Regions from separate parts of the Homo sapiens genome. Here region 2 is linked to region 1. Evidence: chromatin loops called from intact Hi-C (ENCODE). Cell type or tissue: PC-3. All regions are shown on one strand. Region 1 has its middle 16 kb from the start of GSTM4. Region 2 has its middle 6.5 kb from the start of GSTM5.

Region 1 (2,500 bases):
GGATACGGCTGAGATAAGCGGCCTTCGGGTTTTGTCACAGGGTAGCAGGGGAACCTGGGACAATACCCAGCGGCCCACCAACTGCTCCCTTGTTGGGGAATATTCCTTGCCTCGTAGCGTGGGTGAGCCTGCTCCTAGCTGGTCCTCCTGCCTTCCTGATGGCTTCCTCGCTGCCTCCCTCTCTCTACCCACCTCTTCCTTCTCCCCAGCAGGCCAGGAGGCCAATACCTGCTGCAGGTGCCTCGCCTTTCCTTGCAGCTCTTTCCTCAGAGCCTGGAGTCAGGATGGAAGTTGGTTGGGAGAGAAGCAGGTGCTGGGGCAAGGTGGAAGGAGGAGGGGCGAGAGGAGGAGAGGCTTCTCCATGGTGTTCATCGAAAGCCCTGGGTGGACAGATGCAAGATGGACCAGCAGCTGGTGTTCAGGAGGCCACTGGTCAGGCCCTCACTCCGTTCCCTCATGCAAATGTGACTGCCCATAGAAACCAACTCCCTCTAACCCAGCACACAGGAGCTGATAAGCTACTTATCAGCTTACAATAAAGACTGAAAACAACAAGCACAGGATTTTTTTTAAAAAGTCAACCAGAAGTGGCTTGATGAGCAATATATTGGAACCAGGGTTTCGAAGAGTCTGGGTCAGCCCTGGGCCTCCTTCTCCTCTGCACCCATGTGCACTTGAGCAGAGCCCTTCTGCCCAGAAAGTGCCTTTGTGGGTTTAGAAAAAGATGTCCCTTCCTTGGGTAGACACAGCCTCCTGATGGGGAGCACAGCTTGGCCAGCAGAGCACAGGCTGGCTTGCAGTCTCTGATCACCCAGAGGCTCTCGCGCAGCATGTAACCCACCTGACATCTGTGTCAGCCTGGCTGGGGGTCTCTGGAGTGCCCACAGCCTGAGGGTGCACGTGTAGCTGCATTCTCACTGATGCCACTAGTTCTTGTGCCTACTCTTGGAGGATGTCACCTATCCAGGTCTGAACGTTCCAGGCAGCATCCTACATGAGTCTGTAAATCAACTGAAGCTCCAGCAGCCCCCACTCCACCCAGTTGTGTCCTGCAGCTGAATACTTCTCAGTGCCCACAGAGCTGCCAATCACCTCGGGTTGCCATGGGAGTGTGCATATTCATGCCTCAGTGTCCCCAGAGTGGCCGGCCAGAGCCCCACCCTGAAGAAGCCCAGTGCACGGCTCTCTCCTTTCCCTCTGTCACGTCCTCTCCCTGTGCACCAGATACCCTGCTGGGCTGCTTGAGCCCTGGGGTCACGCACAAACCCAGAGCTGAAACATCCTCATGCCACCTTTGTGTGAGTTAGGAAAAGGTGAGCCTCCTGGGCAGATATACCCCTGAAAGCTCAAAGAACGAAGGGCATATTTTGGTAGAGTGTCTCTCCCTCCAGGTGACTGCAGCTGTGCAGCCTGAGTTTTTGGGTGAGCAGAGTGTAGGCTGGGTTTCAGCTCCTGCTTGCCCTTTGGCTGGTAGTCCTTGTGCAGTACCCAACTGGTCCACAGGGTGGCGGTACCTCCTGAGAACAGCTTCTGCCTGAGGCTGGGTTCTGGGAATGGATGGGCTGGGGCACCCTCTCTAGGCACCCATGCCCACTAACTCTGCAGCGGGCACACTTGGGGCCCCACTCACCAGCCTGGTGGGCAGGCTAGCTCATGTATGACCCCTCCAGTGAGAGCTATGGCTTAGGCTCATGCCAGGATCCCTACTAGGAGAGCTGCACTGCCACTAGCTGAGGTGGACCCCGTTTCTGCAGGGCAAGGCTGGAGCCACATGCACACACTGGCTTTTTGCCTGTCCTGTCCTAAGCCCCCACACCACCCACATTATCTCGTGACCACATTTTTCCTCCAGATAATGTGGGCCATGTGTGGTTAGGCCATATCTTCTTTTACATCGGCAAAACCTAATGGGGTTTCCAGACTCCTGCTCTTCATGTGGAATGCCTCTGAATTTCTAGATGATGTCTGCAGGCGTGTTTTGTTTTTGTTTTTCAAGACCGGGTCTTGCTCTATAGCCCAGGCTGGCATGATCTTGGCTCACTGCAACCTCCACCTTCGGGCTTAAGCAATCCTCCCACCTCAGCCTCCCGGGTAGCTGGGATTATAGGCGCACACCACCACACCCAGCTAATTTTTGTACTTTTTATAGAGATGAGGTCTCACTATATTGCCCAGGCTGGTCTCAAACTCCTGGCTTCAAGCAATCCACACACCTTGGTCTCCCAAAGTGCTGGGATTACAGGCATGAGCCACCATGCCTGGCCTTTCTGGGGGTGTTTATTTCATCTCTGAGTGGATTTTCCAGTAACCTTCAGAGCTTTGAGGAAGGCCTAATTGTCAGCCTCATAGACTGGTCACACCCCAGGAGATAAAGCTCCTTGCTAAGAGCCCTGGCAGAAGATTACATGGGCTGTGGGTAGTCAGGACATGGAGGAAGCTCTAGGGTCTGGGGCACTTGGATAAGTCTCCAAGGAGGAGATTGGCTTTGACCAGATGGATG
Region 2 (2,500 bases), 66 kb after region 1:
CACACATGGACGCCCCTGCCACTCTGGTTGCACAGGATTTCCCAATAATCACCAGTATGCTTCTGTCTCTTCTGCTCCCCCAATGCCCCTTTCTCACACTCTCATACTGGTCTGACCTCCTGAACCTCAGTTTCCCTTATCTACACATACTTTTACTGTCACTTCTATGCCAACTCCATCTCATGTGCCTGCTCTTGAAACTTCCATGCAATGCTTATTACGCCAGAACAAAGAAACAAGTGGATTAGAGGTGTGGGCTTATCCGGTCACGCTGGAACCTCCCAATGCTCAAGGGGTACAAATGCGTTGATATGCACTGCTCAATCTTACCTTTTCAAAAGAATTCAAGGATGCTTGTGCTCAGTATGGTCCTGCTTCTCCATATGTTAAAATGGCATTACAGACTCTTTGTACTGAGGTCATTTTGCTTCCTTCAGAATGGGACCTTTTGGCGAAAGCTGTTCTAACTCCATCTCAGCATTTACAATTCTGTACCTGGTGGTCAGAGGAGGCCCGTCTGCAGGCTCAGCTAAATTGGGTTGATGGCATTCTAATTACTCAGGCTCAGCTCACAGGCTCTGATAATCACTCTGACACTACCGCCCAATTAGACTTTGACGCTCTCACCACGGAACAAGTAACAAAGTTGTGTATGAGAGTTTGGGATAAACTAGGTGCCCCAGGCCAAGCTCCTGTTTCTTTTACTACTGTTAAACAGGGTCGCAGTGAATTACATCCTGATTTTTTGGCTAAATTACAAGATGCTGTTCAAAATCTGTCTCTGATGATTACGCTCAAGGTATTCTCCTTCATATGTTAGCTTTTGAGAATGCGAACCATGAGTGTAAAGTGGTCATGCGTTCTGTCTAATGACAAAATTTACCTGATCACGAGGTGTGCCTGCATATATTAAAGCTTGTGAAAGCATTGGATCAGAGACCCACAAAGCTATTCTGTGGGCACGGGCCATGAAGGATGGCAATCAAACTGGCTTGACTGAATTCTTTTCTTGGAGCCTGCTATAATTGTGGTCAACTTCATCATACCCAAAAAAATTGCACTGTTAAAAGCGGCCAAGCCAGCTCAACAAACATGGCCAAATGCTCCTGCTACTGTTTGCCCTCATTGTCGTAAAGGTAAACACTGGGCAAGTACTTGCCACTCTAAGTCTGATATAGATGGCAATCCCTTGCCACAGAACCAGGGAAATGGGAAGCAGGGCCAGTCCCAGGCCCCAGTATCAAATGGGACACCTCAGACTCAGACCAATATTGTGTTTCTGCTTCAAGCGGTCCCAATACAGCCCCCAGCACAAGCAAATTTACCTACAGCCAACCCAGATGGGTCCCAGTCGCTTCTTCTGTCTCAGTACAATGCTTGTCTACCTCCACAGTAGGGGGCAGGGCGGTCAATCTCTGTAGTACCACTCCTCTAAATTTACTACCGAATTCTTTGCCTTTAATTGTCCCCACGGGGGCCACTGGCCCTTTACCTCAAGGTTTGGTGGGCCTGGTGTTAGGTAGGGCATCCACCTCTGCTAAAGGTATCATAGTTCATACTGGTCTCATTAATTCTGATTCCTCTGATGAGATTAAAATAATCGTGTCTGCCAAGGTTCCTGTTTCCATTCCGGCCAGTGAGTCAATTGCTCAACTACTTTTACTACCTAATATTGTTTTAAACAAAGGAGATAAGACAGGGGGCCCTGGGATGGGCTCTGGCGGTGAAAAAGCCGCTTATTGGATTAAAGTAATTTCTAAACAACAGCCCACCTGCACCATACATATTAAAGGAAAAAAGTTTGAGGGCCTAGTAGATACTGGGGCTGATGTTTCTATTATTTCCTCTAATTTATGGCCTTCTTCCTGGCTTAAACATCCCACTAACATGGGACTAGTAAGGGTTGGAAAAGCTGATGAAGTTCACCAAAGCACATTTATCTTGCCTTGCACTGGGCCTGATGGTCAAAAGGGAACAATTCAGCCTTATATCATGCCAATCCCCATTAATCTTTGGGGTAGATATTTGCTGGAACAATGGGGGGCTGAAATTAATATTCCACATAACTCTTCTCGTGCTCCCAGTCAACATATAATGGAAAACGTGGGGACTGTTCCTGGACTCAGTCTCGGTCCAAAACATGAAGGAATTACTAAATTCCTTTATGGTTTAAAAGCATAATTTAACCACTCCCCACTCCCAATTCCATTTAGCATTGTTTACTTTAAACTTTCTAAATGTTCCTAAAGACAATACTCTGACTGCAGCCGAACACCATTATACAGGCAAAAAATTCTCCCTAAATGAAAGCAAGCCAGTGTTATGGAAAAACTCCCAGACAAATACCTGGGAACCTGGAACAATTATAATGTGGGGAAGAGGGTATGCTTGTGTTTCACCAGGAGATCATCAATCCCCTGTCTGGGTGCCCACTAGAAGACTTTAACTTCGTGTGAATACTGACAATGAAAAACACAGGGAAGAGATGTCCACGTCAGAG

The links. Peaks named below come from ENCODE experiments on the same cell type or tissue, not always from the same donor. Only the 100,000 strongest peaks of a DNase experiment are listed, where the experiment ranks them.
Region 2: it touches region 1 in a loop (10-fold over the local background); 9 of 110 quality-filtered maps call a loop at or near these places.

Annotation. Positions count from the first base shown.
Region 1 is chr1:109,638,905-109,641,404 of GRCh38, forward strand. No RefSeq gene overlaps it. Among named protein-coding and RNA genes, the nearest start is that of GSTM4, 16 kb to the right of the region's middle. In PC-3, a CTCF peak has its summit at 1,499 (motif pointing right); a DNase peak (open chromatin) is centred at 1,507.
Region 2 is chr1:109,704,532-109,707,031 of GRCh38, forward strand. No RefSeq gene overlaps it. Among named protein-coding and RNA genes, the nearest start is that of GSTM5, 6.5 kb to the right of the region's middle. In PC-3, no CTCF peak of the experiment used is centred here; a DNase peak (open chromatin) is centred at 1,060.